5 separate regions of the Homo sapiens genome follow, and regions 1, 3, 4 and 5 are each linked to region 2. Evidence: chromatin contacts called from ENCODE Hi-C or POLR2A ChIA-PET data. All regions are on one chromosome and are shown on one strand. Each heading gives the region's core, a stretch centred on a gene start or an enhancer-like site at or near the end of the contact. The rest is flanking DNA. Distances are from core to core; before and after follow the strand shown. Region 1 has its middle 21 kb from the start of RCAN3AS. Region 2 holds the start of IFNLR1 (interferon lambda receptor 1). Region 3 holds the start of LYPLA2 (lysophospholipase 2). Region 4 has its middle 16 kb from the start of ELOA. Region 5 holds the start of HMGCL (3-hydroxy-3-methylglutaryl-CoA lyase).

What was found. Hi-C counts contacts between places; a loop is a spot of excess contacts on that map. ChIA-PET counts read pairs that join two places held with the same protein, here RNA polymerase II (POLR2A). Pooled maps may share reads with other maps.
Region 1: a loop to region 2 is called in a pooled map, with 2.1 times the contacts of the local background. The contact joins the enhancer-like site here to the promoter of IFNLR1 in region 2. A Hi-C loop is called at or near these places in 2 of 37 single-sample maps with no recorded cell type and 11 of 50 pooled maps. POLR2A ChIA-PET finds 5 or more read pairs at or near these places in 4 of 52 experiments (H1, OCI-LY7, activated T-cell and 1 more).
Region 3: a pooled map shows a loop between it and region 2 (4-fold over the local background). The contact joins the promoter of LYPLA2 here to the promoter of IFNLR1 in region 2. A Hi-C loop is called at or near these places in 2 of 37 single-sample maps with no recorded cell type and 4 of 50 pooled maps. POLR2A ChIA-PET finds 5 or more read pairs at or near these places in 2 of 52 experiments (T-cell and WTC11).
Region 4: a loop to region 2 is called in a pooled map, with 8 times the contacts of the local background. The contact joins the enhancer-like site here to the promoter of IFNLR1 in region 2. A Hi-C loop is called at or near these places in 3 of 37 single-sample maps with no recorded cell type and 5 of 50 pooled maps.
Region 5: a loop to region 2 is called in a map with no recorded cell type, with 6 times the contacts of the local background. The contact joins the promoter of HMGCL here to the promoter of IFNLR1 in region 2. A Hi-C loop is called at or near these places in 2 of 37 single-sample maps with no recorded cell type and 3 of 50 pooled maps. POLR2A ChIA-PET finds 5 or more read pairs at or near these places in 3 of 52 experiments (AG04450, GM12878 and activated B cell).

The regions. Positions count from the first base shown.
Region 1 is chr1:24,479,967-24,483,041 of GRCh38, forward strand. No RefSeq gene overlaps it. Among named protein-coding and RNA genes, the nearest start is that of RCAN3AS, 21 kb to the right of the region's middle. RefSeq lists an enhancer at 1,215-1,324. Within about 2 kb of position 1,310, at least 9 of the 41 ENCODE cell types and tissues checked have a DNase peak (open chromatin) inside an H3K27ac peak, as active enhancers do; they include OCI-LY7, where a contact is called at or near this core.
Region 2 is chr1:24,185,796-24,188,784 of GRCh38, forward strand. IFNLR1 (interferon lambda receptor 1) reads right to left here and starts at 1,494. Exons shown (of 7, transcript NM_170743.4): 1 at 1,396-1,494. The coding sequence starts at 1,453. RefSeq lists a silencer at 1,267-1,756.
Region 3 is chr1:23,789,433-23,792,411 of GRCh38, forward strand. It overlaps LYPLA2 (lysophospholipase 2), which reads left to right and starts at 1,713. Exons shown (of 10, transcript NM_007260.3): 1 at 1,713-1,818. LOC105376860 (a long non-coding RNA gene) reads right to left here. Exons shown (of 2, transcript XR_947067.3): 2 at 1,182-1,358. RefSeq lists a silencer at 1,891-1,950.
Region 4 is chr1:23,726,152-23,728,939 of GRCh38, forward strand. No RefSeq gene overlaps it. Among named protein-coding and RNA genes, the nearest start is that of ELOA, 16 kb to the right of the region's middle. RefSeq lists an enhancer at 2,200-2,349. Within about 2 kb of position 1,325, at least 20 of the 41 ENCODE cell types and tissues checked have a DNase peak (open chromatin) inside an H3K27ac peak, as active enhancers do.
Region 5 is chr1:23,823,875-23,826,752 of GRCh38, forward strand. HMGCL (3-hydroxy-3-methylglutaryl-CoA lyase) reads right to left here and starts at 1,555. Exons shown (of 9, transcript NM_000191.3): 1 at 1,482-1,555. The coding sequence starts at 1,541. It overlaps LOC105376861 (a long non-coding RNA gene), which reads right to left. Exons shown (of 3, transcript XR_947068.2): 2 at 2,210-2,309; 3 at 1,666-1,714. RefSeq lists an enhancer at 1,556-2,424.

The sequences.
Region 1 (3,075 bases), core at 60-2,559, 290 kb after region 2:
AGATTTGGCTGTGGACGGCCCATGGTAGGGATATTGGAGCAGCAGGCAAGGAAACGAATGGACCTCCAGCTCTGTTCTGTCGGGAGACAGACCTATGGAGAGCTGGAGCCGAGTCCCATGTCCTTCAGCAGATGTCTTGTCCCAAGGCAGCCAGCAGCTCCATGCTCATGCACCTGAGGAGGAAGCCGATGACCAGGCCTGCTCACTTCCTCCAAGATGAAAATCCCCCCTCACATTCAGGGGATGATGGTACGCCTTCGGGTAAACAAATGCACACAACTGCAAAGGAAATCTCTAGTAAGTACTGTAGTTCTTTATTTATAAATGGGATTGTCCACCAAGAATCGCAAGACATTTGAGGAAATTCAACAGCTTGAAAGAGAGAGACTAAAATGACTGAGGCCGGGCACAGTGGTTCACACCTACAATCCCAGCACTTTAAGAGGCCGAGGCGGGAGGATTGCTTGAGACCGGGAGTTTGAGACCAGCCTGGGCAACCTGGTAAAACAATGCACACAATGCATGGTGCATGAGAGGCCCTGTCTCTACAAACGGTGAGACCCTGTCTCTACAAAAATACAAAAAATTAGATGGGCATGGTGGTGCACACTTGGAGTCCCAGCTACTTGGGGAGCCGAGGTGGGAGGATCACCTGAGCCCATTGATATGGAGGCTGCAGTAAGCCATGATTGCACCACTGCACTCTAGCCTGAGCGACAGAGCAAGACCCTGTCTCAAAAAATTTAAAAAATAAAATAATTGAGTTAATATAAGAATGGCAGGATAATGCAGACAGGGCAGTGGTTCATTAAATTACTTTCTCTATTTTATGTCTACATGAAGTGGTTTTTGAGACTGAGCTCCGCTCTTGTCACCCAGGCTGGAGTACAATGGTGCGATCTCGGCTCACCACAACCTCTGCCTCCCGGGTTCAAACGATTCTCCTGCCTCAGCCTCCCAAGTAGCTGGGCCTACAGGCATACGCCACCACGCCTGGCTGATTTTTGTATTTTTAGTAGAGATGGGGTTTCACCATCTTGGCCAGCTGGTCTCGAACTCCTGACCTCAGGTGATCCGCCCACCTCGGCCTCCCAAAGTGCTGGGATTACAGGTATGAGCCACTGCGCCCAGCCTATGTGAAGTTTTCATAGTAAAAAATGAAAAGTAAGTGTCACTGAGCACTTACTAGGAGCTAAGCACTGGATATACAGTGGAGAAGGAGAGAGAGTGCCCCTCCCCCATGCAGAGCAGTCAGAAATTAAAGCAAACCACATAAAGTGTGGTGAATGTTATAACTGAGGGAGCAATGACACTTCACAGTGTCAGGACGAAGCAGGAAGCGAGAGAACCAAGAAAGGGAAATGGAAGCTGTGGGGGTGGCCCTAGCAGTGACAGAGCAGGCAGTGTATCTTGTGCCTGGAGGCTTTCCTTTCCCCAGGACCCAGTGCAAAATGAAAATGGAGGGGCCCTTAGTTCAAAAACCAAGAAAAAGTGCCACCAAGGGACTTCTAAAAGCTTTTTTCTCTCTTTAACAACAGTCTCTCTCTTGACTTTTTAAATGTGTTACTTAATGTCATTTTCAGTAAAGGCAAATTAAAATTTTAAATGATTAGCATGAATTTTTTACCCATTCATCTTTGTTTTCTGCAATACCCATTTTAAATGCAAATATAAGAGCACTTAACTCGTATCTGTAATCACTGTAGTATAGAATTTGTGTTTCATAGCTCATACATACGTATTTTGTTCTTACCAGAACAGTGAGAACCCTGCATGAAACACACTCAACTGTGTTTATTTCATTTATTGATTGCACACATTCTACCACCTCTCTCTGCCTTCAGCTTGTTGATGAGTCAAGAAGGACTAAAAGGAAACGCCAGAAGTCCCAGCTACTCAGGAGGCAGAGGCAGGAGGATCGCTTGAGCCCAGGAATTTGACTCTACAGAAACTAAACATTATTAGCCAGGAGTGGTGGCACATGCCTGTGGTCCTATCTGCTCAGGAAGCTGAGGTGAGAGGATGGCTCGAGCCCAGGAGTTCAAGCCTGCAGTGAACTATGATCATACCACTGCACTCCAGCCTGGGTGACAGCAAGACCCCGATTCTTTAAAAAAAAAAAAAAGACTGAAAGGAAAAGACACTGTGGGTTGCCCCACCTTTTCCTGTCTCTCTATGTCATCATTGTCAGTGTAAGCTGTTGGCTGACACAGGAGGTAGCATTAGTAAGGAGGACATGATAGGGCTCCTTGTCCACAGCCTTCTTTCTGTGTTTACAGAAAGTTTGGGTTGGAAGAGAAAGCATGGCCTCCCATTAGGCCAGCCCTTCCCCACCCCCATCCTGGCCCCCCACAGAATCATAAACATAACACACTTAACCTTGTTTTAAGACAGGGTCGGCCTGGCACAGTGGCTCACGCCTGTAATCCCAACACTTTGGGAGGCTGAGGCAGGCAGATCACCTGAGGTCAAGAGTTCGAGACCACCCTGGCCAATATGGTGAAACCTTGTCTCTACTAAAAATACAAAAAAATTAGCCAGGCGTGATGGCGCACGCCTGTAATCCCAGCTACTTGGTAGCCTGAGGCTGGAGAATCGCTTGAACCCCGGAGGCGGAGGTGGCTATGAGCCGAGATCGCGCCACTGCACTACTCCAGCCTGGGCAACAAAGCAAGACTCGGTCTTCAAAAAAAAAAAAAAAAAAAAAGGTCTCGCTCTCTGTCTTCCAGGCTGGAGTGCAGTGGGGCGATCTCGGCTCACTGCAACCTCCGCCTCCCCTAGTTCAAGCAATTCTCATGCCTCAGCCTCCCGAGTAGCTGGGATGACAGGCCTGTACTACCATGCCTGGCTAATTTTTTGTATTTTTTTTTTAGTAGAGCTGGGATTTTGCCATATTGGTCAGGGTGGTCTCAAACCCCTGGCCTTAAATGATCTATCCGCCTTGGCCTCCCAAAGTGCTGGGATTATAAGTGTGAGCCACTGCGCCCGGCCATCACACACTTACCGTGGACTTGCTTTGCACACACGTGATGGATCCAACAGAACTCGGTGCTCAGGGGCATGGCGAATGCTATA
Region 2 (2,989 bases), core at 244-2,743:
ATGAAGCCTTCAAAGGATGCCAGGCACTAGTTTGGCTCTTTACATGTAAAACCTCAATCACCCTTGGGACAGACCACCCTATGGGGTAGGTGTCATTCATTCTGCTTCCATGGAAAGGGCGCTAGGCTCAGAGACAGATGCTAACTAACTTGCCTGAGGCTACACAGTCAGTTTGTGTGGGAGCCAGTATTTGAACTTAGATCTGGCTGTACTTACTCCTAAATCATCACACCATAGTTAGTGTTGTGTATATTAAATACTTATCAGGTGAAAGTACAAGAAGGTCTGGGTTTGACAGTGAAAGGGGAACAGAAGACCCCACCCTCCCTCCACACACAGGTACACGGTCCCTCATCAGCCACAGAGAACGCTGCTGTGGGCACTGGGGGCTGGAGCATCCCTGGCTGGCCTAGTGACCCAGTGGATGGACAGCCTGTCCCACGTGCCTACCCTGGAGGCAAAAGCTAGCCAGGCTTGCTTTAGCCCCTCTTCTCTCTTCTGTGTGCCTCACCTCTGCCATCCTTCTTGAGGAATTCCCTGAATTGCTCTGAGCCTCAGTTTTCCCATCGGAAAAGTAAAAATAATATCTACCTCCGAGGATGGCTGGGTCGTGAGGCTTCCAGAATAATGCGGTGCCTGGCACAAAGAAGTTGCTGAATAAATATAGGCTTTTATGATGATTGGATTATGCCCAGGGACCTTTACAGCTCTTTAAACTGTGAGTCCAAGACTAGGAAAATATCCTGGGGGCGATTTCTGGACCTTCTCTTCCCTGCTTCGGTTGGAGTCGTGGGCGGTGAGGTTTGGTGGTTGGGTCCTACGGCGAGGAATTTTGTACCTGACACCTTACTCATCAGTAGAGGTGGGAAAACAACAACAACAACAACAACAACAAAACAACAACAAAACAACAACCACCACCAAAAGAAAGCCGTCTTGTTAGAAAGCAGGGCACAGGCGACCAGAGCTCCGTCCCACCAGAGGCCTGGCAGGAACGGGAAGGGACATCAATCGGTCCCACTTTCCCTGCTGTCCACACTTTAGGGTCAAGTGTGGTTTTCACGCAGGGATCAGTGCTTTCTTTAGGAAACATTAAAAAGCACTTTATTAAAAAATATGCAGTATCAAACTGCCGCTGTCTTTTTTCTCCAGTTCTCCTGAAGCTGGAAGCATTAGGAAACTGGATTCGTTTCCTGCGGGAGAGGAATATCAAAGACCCGGTTCTGTTCAGTCCTGGGAAGAAGCAAACTGGGGGCGCGTAGGCAGGGCCGATTCGCACCCGGCTCGGGTGGCTGCGGACCCCGTGCCTGTCCCAGGAGCTCCGGGTCCGAGGGTAGGCGCGGCCCGGCCCGGGGAGCCCTCTTCCCCCTCCCTCCCGCGGCCCCGCGCCCTTACCTGGAGCGGCCTGCAGCAGGCACAGGAGCAGGGGGCCCCAGCGCTCGGGCCCCGCCATGGCCTTCCTGCCGCGGCGTCCCCGCCCGGGCCCAGGTCCCCGCCTCCCGCCTCCCGCCTCCCGTCTCCTAGCCCACCGCGGGCAGGTGACGCAGTCGGCAGCCAATGGCCCGCAGAGCCGCGGGCCCGTCCCTGCCGCCTAGGATTCACTGAGAAGGTCCCTGGGGACAGCCCCGCCGCGGGGGGAGGGGGGGGGGGGAGCGCGCCGGTCCCCGCGCTCGAAACTCGCCCGTACCTCTGCTTCATCTGCACTTAGTTTTGTTTTACTCAATTCCCGGAAAAAAAAATCAGTAAATCCGTGCACGGGGGAAGGGCAGGGGAGGGGAAGAAACCGGCTGATGATCAATAACCCACGGCCAGTCCAGTGCTCCAGGACGGGCCATTTTGGCAGGATTAGGGAGAGTTCAAGGCCGGTTTGGCTACGCGGCCTCAATGCCATTGGCGGGATCCGAGCGCGTTTCTGAGCCGGATGCTGAGCTCCGCGCCTTACACACGCGATTCCCTTTAATGCCCCCGGGGATCCCGGCGGATCCGTGCTGCCCTTCTCCACGTACTTCTCTCCCGGGGAGCGGCAGGCCCCAGAGCTTCAGGTGCTTGTTCTGGGGAAAGCTGTCTTTCTGACCCCGAAGGCTGTGGTGTTCACCTGGACAGCAGTAGCTTCCCAGTAAGGCACACGCCACGACGCGCAATATTATGCGGCCCTTTAGGAGGACGTTGCCGAATGGTGTGTATCGACACCGAGGTGTTTGCAACACACTGAGAAACAGAAAAGCGAGTGCTAAAACATAGGCCCATTAAAAAAGTGTGTGTGTAGCCGGGCGCGGTGGCTCACGCCTGTAATCCCAGCACTTTGGGAGGGTGAGGCGGGTGGATCGCCTGAGGTCAGGAGTTGGAGACAAGCCTGGCCAACATGGTGAAACCCCGTCTCTACTAAAAATACAGAAAATCAGCCGGGCGTGGTGGCATTCACCTGTAATCCCAGCTATCAGGGAGGCTGAGGCAGGAGAATCGCTTGAACCCAGGAGGCGGAGGTTGCAGTGAGCCGAGATCGCGCCACTGCACTCCAGCCTGGGCGACAGAGTGAAACTCAGTTTCAAAAAAAAAAAAAAAAGTGTGTGTGTGTGTGTGTGTGTGTGTGTGTGAGTCTGTCTGTATGCATAGAAAGATATTTGGAATAATAATTACCAAAATATTAATGGTTGTTGTCTTTGGGTGATGAGGATTTTCTTTTTCAACTTTCTTCTTTTCTGATCATATTTCGTTTCCAATTTTTTGATAATTATTTGAAACTGGGATCAGCTTTGGTCCCATCAGTTTTTGGAAGAGAAAATGATTTTCACAGAGCTTGGTGGGTCCAAAAGTTGCTCTGAGTTTAACCGCGGGGGAAATTTCTTTTGGAAATTTCAGGATGCTTCTGGGACTAGCATCAAGGCTTCTGCTTAATCAGGATTTTTTTTCTTTTTTTTTTTTTAGACAAAAGCTCTGTCGCCCAGGCTGGAATGCAATAGTGTGATCTTGGCTCACTGCAACCCCGCCT
Region 3 (2,979 bases), core at 463-2,962, 400 kb before region 2:
CACAGCCTCTTTATTTCAGTTGGATCATTTTTTGGAGTTAAAAGAAGGGCTATGTTTAAATTTGGAGTAGGGGGAAAAATAAAGTTAAAAATCTTAGAGCAGACTAGCCCTTCACTAATTCCACTAATTAAAGCATTAATCACAGCTCCTGGGACTGAGCCTCTGAATTTGAAGCTTCACTCTGAAGAATTTGTTTTAAGTGTCATGGTGTCTCAGGTGATCGAGGTTGCAGGAGGAACTGTTCATTCTTCCATAAGTGGGGACATTACCCTCCATTTTCTTTTGACATTCAGTCCTGGGTCCTTGGCTTGTGGTGGTCCCATAGGCTCAAAGGTTTCCTGCCCCGAATCCTGGTATTGTAGGCTCCCTGACCTGTTGAGTACTTAGGACCAAAGTGCCTCTGGGCCTGGGGGAAAGTGCTTTGTTGAGCTTCCAACTTTGTACTGTTTTCTTTTTCTTTTCTTTCTTTTTTTTTTTTTTTTTTTTTTGAGACAGAGTCTCGCTTTGTTGCCCAGGCTGGAGTGTAGTGGCACTATCTTGGCTCACTGCAAGCTCCGCCTCCCGGGTTCACGCCATTCTCCTGCCTCAGCCTCCCCCCGAGTAGCTAGGACTACAGGCGCCCGCCACAGCGCCAGGCTAATTTTTTGTATTTTTAGTAGAGACAGGGTTTCACCGTGTTAGCCAGGATGGTCTCGATCTCCTGACCTCGTGATCCGCCCGCCTCAGCCTCCCAAAGTGCTGGGATTACAGGAGTGAGCCACCGCGCCTGGCTGTACTGTTTTCTTTCTGTTCAAAGAAAACACTAGTATAGGTTAGGCTGGGAGAGTGAGTCCTAAGCGGCTGAGGGTCAAGTGTGACTCATTTCCTATTTGCAGATCCCCACACATTCTCAGGGACATGCTCCTTCAACTCAGTTTGCCTGCCTTCTGACTTTTCTGTGGTCCCTGATACCTATTTCCACTTCAGCTTGATGGCAGCGTTTTGTGCACTGTCTGCATGACATTGCTTGTGAAGGGCAGCGCTAACACTGCCAGTGCCTGTCCAGCTCTCCTGATACGGCCTTTGTATTTTTCCTAGGTCCTTTTTTGCGTGATTAACACCTCACGCTGTGATTTTACTGTATAAACCATGTTCACACAACCTCATTTAAGCCTACCAACAAAGCTGTGAAGGAGGCAGGGTGGTTATTACCATTTTATATATCAGGAAGCAGATCCAGAGAGGCAGAATTTAAATGGAATCCCGAGGTTGCTGTTTACATGCCTTCCTTGAGCCTCAGTTTCCCCATCTTCAAGGCTGGAGAACTAGATGATCTGTAAGGTCTCTTCGGTTCAGAGTGTGTCATTCCATTCATGATCCTGGAATAGGGCATGAAAGCCAGTGGCAGACACCCGAGGCCTTAAGAGGTGTGTCCCATGAGGATGGGAAGGTGGTAAAGTTTATGCAAACAATAGTGTGAGGGATGCCTCTCCTTCCGGTCGGCCCTCCTCCAGGAGGCGCATGGGTGGTGGTAGCAAGTGGGAGTCTTGGGTGCCCTGTCTCGAATCTACAAGGTGGGAGCGGGTGAGAACCCAGCGACTGCGCGGCTGAATGACAGGGAGTAGCCCCGCCGCCTCCAACATGGCAGCTTCTATCCAGCGAAGCCGGGTCCCCGCTTCCGGGTTCCGTACTGTCGGCCAGGCTACTTCCGGCAGCGCGATGGCTGGGTTCCCGGGACTCGAACGGAAGTTCCGGCGGGGGCGGCCGAGGGGGAAGAGTGTGTCTGCGGGAGAAAGAGGAGAATCGCCCAAGCGGCCTCGGAAGTCCCAGGGAGTGGAGGTACCCAGCCGGCGGCTGCGGAGGATGGGCGTGTAGGGGGAGGTCGGCCTCGGGAGGGTCCCGGAGAGCGGGGAGGGGGAACCGTGATGGGGGGGATGGGGGTGGGGAGTGAGGTGCGAAGGCGCTGTCCAGTCTTGGGGACTTCGGGAGTGGAGCGGGGCTAGGCAAGGGGGTGTCTGAGTATAAAGAGACAGACTTCAGGGTCGGAAATAGAAGAGCCCATTGTGGGGCGGGGGCTTCCCCAGAGTCAAAGGTACAAAGCTTTATTGTGGGCAGGTGGGAGTCCTGGGTCAGGGTAGAAAATTTCACTGGGTAGGGTGACCTTTGGTCAGAACAGAAGTTCCCATTGTGGGGAGCGGGAGATCCTGGGTCAGGGTGGAAGTTCTCAAGGTGTATAGAGAGAGACAGGTCAGGGGGAAGGCACCCCTCCGAGGAGGGAGCCTGGGCGGGAGGTGCAAGTCCCCACGGTGGAGAAGGAAGGGAATCGCAGCTCAGGGCAGGAGGTGCATTCCCCATGGGAAGAGGAACCCCGGGTCACAGGTGAACGATCCCATTGTGGGGAGCTGCCCTCAGGGGTCAGAGATGGAAGGTGAGGCCAGTTGGGAGGGGTGGGCAGGCACTTGAGGCAGGTAGTGGAAGCTTCCGGCGAGTTTGGAGGACGCCGAGGATGGGGAGGGGCCAGCCAGCCTGACATTCTTTTGTGTGTTTGGGAGTCCCAGAGCGTGGTCAAGCCAGGGCTCGTTTGCAGTCAGTGGCAGCAGCAGCAGGTAGCTCCGTTTAGGGGGGGCGTGGAGCACCAGTTTGGGGGTGGGTGGAGTTCTTACGCTTTCTGGGGACATGGGCAGCCCCCTGGGGGTCTGGGAATGGATGGGCCAGAAACTGCTGTGAAGGCTGGATGGGGGCTGGGTGGGGGGAGGTTGAGATGGGGGTTGGAGGCGGCACTGAGTAGGGGATGGAAGCTCCTTTCCCTGGCACTTTTCTCTCCATTTCCCATAGGGCCCGGAGTTGGGGAGGCAGGGACCCAGGGATGATTGGAGAGGAGGGGGAAGGCACTCACCCCTGAGGAGTTAGAGGGGGAATGAAGCAGGCGTGCCGCTGCCTCCCCTCTGCCCCCTGCCCTACAGTCCCTATGCCCTGCCTCTGCCTGTCTCCAGCAAGCTC
Region 4 (2,788 bases), core at 75-2,574, 460 kb before region 2:
CGCTCGCTTTGTTACCTGGGTTGGTCTTAAATTCCTGGGCTCAAGTGCTCCTCCCGTCTTGGCCTCCCAAAGTGTTGGGATAATAGGAATGATCCACCTTACCCTGCCTTAAATATTTATAAGTTAAATAAATTACAGTAAGTCTACAAAATGGAATAGCATGCTGATATGGAAGGTGCTCCACAGTGTATTATTAAGAGAAGGATAAGCGGGCCGGGCGCGCTGGCTCACACCTGTAATCCCAGCACTTTGGGAGGCCGAGGTGGGTGGATCACCTGAGGTCGGGAGTTCAAGACCAGCCTGACCAATATGGAGAAACCCCGTCTCTACTAAAAATAAAAAAATTAGCTGGGCGTGGTGGCGCATGCCTGTAATCCCAGCTACTCGGGATGCTGAAGCAGGAGAATTGCTTGAACCCAGGAGGCAGAGGTTGCGGTGATCGGAGATTGCACCGTTGCACTCCAGCCTGGGCAACAAGAGTGAAACTCCGTCTGAAAAAAAAAAAAAAAAAAGAGAAGGGTAAGCATGTTGCAGGATGGTATGTGGCATCCCATTGGGGTATTAAAAGCCACCATAGACAGTGCTTCTGTCTTGAAAAAAAGGCACTGAACTGGTAACAGTGGTGAACATGAAGAGGGAATTGGTGGGGTTGGTGAAGTGGGGACTCACTCTGCAGAAGCTACTAGAGGCAGGCAGCCACCTGCCTTGCGAGATTCAAGCTGTGTTGTAAGACTGCTGGATTCAAATCTCAGTTCTGCCTCCAATTAGCTGTGTGGCCTTTGACTAGTCATGAACCTTCTGTGCCATAGTTTCCTCACAAGTAAAATGGGCTTAGTAATTGTTTCTATCCCACAGGGTTGAAGTGAGAATCAAATTATTTAGCTCACGTGATACATTTAAGTGCTTAGCATATTAATATGCTTAATTAATATTAGCTAAGTCAGAAATTCTTGAGTTTCCATTCCTGTTTTGCCACCCATTGGGCAAATTTCTTAACTTCTTTATGCCTCAGTTTCCAATTGTGAATGAACAATGTTGATGATAGCATCAACCCTGTAGGGTTTTAAGGATTTGGGATAATAGGATGTCAGTATCTCACTGAAGAAACTGTCCCTGGCCGTAGTTCCTGGCTCCATTGCAGAGTTGGTAATACCAGTCTCTGAATTTTCTTCCTGAGAGTGGATCCCATTAAATCTCTAGCCAAGGAGGAGCGTACTTCTGTGCTTCTAGGGCTAGACAGAACGGAAGATGGTGCAGCAGCCCCAGCGTGGGAGGCCGGGGCTGTAGTGGGGATGTGGTGAAAGACGTAGGGCTCTCTCTGTTGCTCTCAGCTGCAGCCACGTGTTGCCCCATGGAGACTGGGCCAGGAGCTGCTGGATCTTACTGTTTCTCAAGAGAAGTTGTGAAATCTCCTCATTTTAAACTCTTGGCAATTATTTCATTTTTGTAAACATTGGGAGAGCAAACAAAACATGTCGGTAGGCTGTATTTAGCCCACAAGCTGCCAGTTTGCTATCTATGTTCTAGGCTTTCTGTGCTTGACTTAGCAAAATATTTACTAAGCGCCTGCTGTACCTGTAGCTCCTCAGTACCTGGTCATGTTTACTGTTCTGCCACCTCAGGCGTGCTGGCTCAGTCATCCTATCAGGTACTAAATCAGTTTAGTGGGCTTGAAATGGTGTTTCAATTCAAATTAAAATGCAATTTGCATTTCCCTGATTACTGCTGAGATTGAACATTTAAAAAAAATACATCTATAGAACTTTCTTCTCCCTCAGTAGAATTTTTGTTTTAAGTCTTCAGATCATCCTTTAGGTATGGAGAGATTTAGGGCTTCCCTAGTGAAATATTTCTTTTGAATAACATCACATCCACTAGCCTGGACTCTTGTTTAGGTTTGGGGCTGTCTGCACATCTCAGGAGGCCAAGCATCAAGCCCAGTACCGCCACAGAGGGGGGGTTCAATAAATATTTGAATGAATCTTTATTCCTATTTCAAGAGCGTATTTCTTCTTTATTCTCTAGTTCTTGGCACAAGTATTATTGATTTAGTTATCAGCGTATTCAACAATCACAACTCCCCACTTTGGTGAGGAAACACACTTTCTAGAGGTTTGCCTGTGTCCTGCCCCATTCAAACCAGGAAGTGAAAGGGGAATCTGCTGGCCTTAAGGGAACAATGATTCTTTTTTCTTTTCTTTCTTTCTTTCTTTCTTTTTTTTTTTTTTGAGATGGAGTCTTGCTCTGTTGCCTAGGCTAGAGTGCAGTGGGGCAATCTCAGCTCACTGCAATCTCCGCCTCCCAGGTTCAAGTAATTATCCTGCCTCAGCTTCCCGAGTAGCTGGAATTAGAGGTGCCTGTTACCACGCCCAGCTAATTTTTGTATTTTTAGTAGAGACGGGGTTTCACCATGTTGGCCAGGCTGGCCTCGAACTTCTGACCTCAGGTGATCCACCCACCTCAGCCTCCCAAAGTGCTGGGATGACAGGCGTGAGTCACCGCGCCCGGCCTACAGTGACTTCTCTAGAGAGTAGTTCCTTGAGGGCTGCAGAAGGTCATGCTAGTTTGAACATAGTGGTTCCATGTGGCTGGTTTTACATCTGTGCTCAGATGATTTGTTTTTTTTTTGTTTTTTTGTTTTTGTCTTCAAGGTAGAAGAACACTCTAGTCCCACAGGCCCTTTAATCAGTACCCACTGGGGAGTATTTGTGGATGTGTTTATCAGTTTCAGGGTGTCTTGACCAAGATTCAGGAGGGAGGGTATCCCCTATGAAGATGGCCTTTTTCT
Region 5 (2,878 bases), core at 305-2,804, 360 kb before region 2:
AAAAAGAAAGAAAAGAAAAGAAATCTGAGACCCAAAGAGATTAAGTAATCTTCCCGAGGTGACATGGGGAGTTACTCACTGAGGCAATATCTAAACCTGGCAGTGTGGCTCTAGAGCACAAGCTCCTAACCTCTGGGCCACTGTTGCCTCTTTACCACCGTTCGTTCGGTCCACAGTCTTCTCCTGGTTAAACATCCCGTTCCTCCTCTGTAAAGCTCTGCTCAGAGAGGGTCCCCCTAACCACACAAGTACTGTGCCACAGTGTCCTGAGGTATGGTGTACCTGCATCAACACCAACAGCGAATACTGACTAAACCCAGTGTTAAACTACAGGCCAGGGACTATTATTATCCCAACTCCGTAGGTGAAGAAACTAAGCCTCAGAAAGGTTACCCAAAAATCACAATTAGAAAGTGACAGAGCTTGGACTTGAACCCATATCTAGGCCTAATACTAATACTGGTTCCTATGCTTGGAACCCCATGGAGGGCCATCTCATTACACCAAATATTTCTTAAAAGCTTATTAATATCTACTATTGCGTTTAACTTTCCAAGTTGGAATTGCCATCTTCATTTTACACATGAGCAGGTGGTGCAGGTGAATGGCCAAGTAAAGATATTAACGTGGCTTTCTGAGAGGGACCCAGTGCCAGGAGTGTATTTTTCCCTCTATACAGTTATAACTCCTTCTCAACTCCCTAAGGTAAAAATACCACCACCGACTGATCACTTATTAGGAGCCAGAACACTGCCAGATGTGTTACTTACATTTTCTCTAATTTCCAAAACAACCCCAAGGGAATGTTGTCCGTTTTACAGACGAAAGAGCTGAGGTTTAGAGAAAGTAAATAACTATGTCATTAAGTCTAGAAAGTGGCAGAACTATTGGGACACCCTAGCTTCAGCTTTTATTTTTTCTGCTCCATACAGCTACGTCTCCCACACTTTTTCTGCGCTGAGAATGGGAGAGGGGAAAACATCAGGATCGAACAGGATCAAAGTGCAATTCCAAGGGAATCACAGCTTGGCTCCAATCAACGCAAGTCCCGCTCGGTAGGCTGGGATAGTTCCCCAAGCATCTCTAAAAGCAACAACAGTTGGAAATGGAGACGAAGGAAATGGAAGCGTGTTCTTGATTTTCACTAATGAAGAGTTGGAGAGGTCTGAAGTTCAATTAGAGGGAGAAAGGGGCCAGGGTCATCGGAAAGGGCCCTGGGCGGGGAATCAGGGCACCTAGGATGGCGTCCCAGGTCTCCATGACCCAGACAAGTCACTCCACCTCTCCGGACCTCAGTTTTCCCATCCCCTTCAAAGGATTTGAGGGGAAAAGGGAGGGTCCAGGACTCCAACGCCCTCCCGACTCTGGCCTGAGAGCTGTCCGGCCTCGCCTCTAAGAGAGCAGTCACCACGGGCCAAGCCCCCAACCCTGACAGTCAGAGTGCCTGCAGGGCCGCCGCCTCGGCGGCTCGGGGCACTTACAGCCCGGAGGGACGCCAAGCCCACCAGTCGCCGCGGAAGCGCCTTCCTCATTGCTGCCATCTTGGCCCAGAATCCCCCGCGGCAGTCCAGCTGGGCCCCGCGTGACCGATGGCTCGTCTGGTGGGCGCGGCCCCGCCCCCGCCCCTCCGCCGTGACTTCCGAAGCTGGCTCCACCCCCAGCCTCTCTCCGTTTTGATTCCGAGCGCCTCTTCCATGCCAGGCCAAGTGAGACGCTAGGAATATAAAGATGAACAGAATCAGCCTGGACACCATGTAATCCTAGCACTTTGGGAGACCGAGGCGGGTAGATCACCTGAGGTCAGGAATTCGAGACCAGCCTGGCTAACATGGCGAAACCCCCGTCTCTCCAAAAAATCCAAAAAAAAAAAAAAAAAAAAAAAAAAAAAAAAAAAGCCGGGCGTGGTGGTGGGCGCCTGTAATCCCAGCTACTTGGGAAGCTGAGGCAGGAGAATTGTTTGAACCCGGGAGGCGAGGTTGCAGCGAGCGGAGATCGTGCCACTGCACTCCAGCCTGGGCGACACAGTGAGAGCCTGTCCAAAACAAAAAACCCAAAACCAAACAAACAAAAACATGAAAAGAAATTAACCAAATTCTGTGGCTTCTTGTGTTTAGAGTGTGGGAGGTGTGAGGAGACACATATTAATAGTTACACAAACAGTTGTGTCATTTCTAACTTGCACTATAAGAAGCAACGATTTGCTACTCACTGTTCCGAGTTCTTAGCACGGATTAACTCACGCATCACGATCTTCAGGATTCAAACACAGGCAGGCAGCTCCAGAGAGGGGGCATCCTTAGATTTCATACCTTAAAAAAATGATTAAGATTTATCTAGGTGTACTTTCTGAAGGGCTGAAAAAAAAAAAAATCTATCCAGGTGAAGAGGATACAAGAAAAACTTTCCAGACGGTGTAGCATTCGCAATGGCCCTGAGGCAAAGAAAATGCTGAGAACACTGTTTTTCTCTCTTTTGTTTTGTTGGTTTGTTTTGTTTGTTTGAGATGGAGTCTCACTCTGTCACCCAGGTTGGAGTGCAGTGGCGCGATTTCGGCTCACTGCAACCTCCGCCTCCCGAGTTCAAGAGAGTCTCGTGCCTCAGTCTCCCGAGTAGCTGGGATTACAGGTGTGCACCACCACGCCTGGCTAATTTTAGTGTTTTTAGTAGAAACGAGGTTTCACCGTGTTGGCCAGGCTGGTCTCAAATTCCTGACCTCAGGTGATCCGCCCGCCTTGGCCTCCCAAAATGCTGGGATTACAGGCGAGAGCCACCGCCCCCGGCCAGAGCACTGTTTTCAAACTGTATGTTGTACCCCACTAATTGGTCACAGTATCAATTTAGTGGGTACAAACTTTATTTAAAACAAAGAACTAGAATT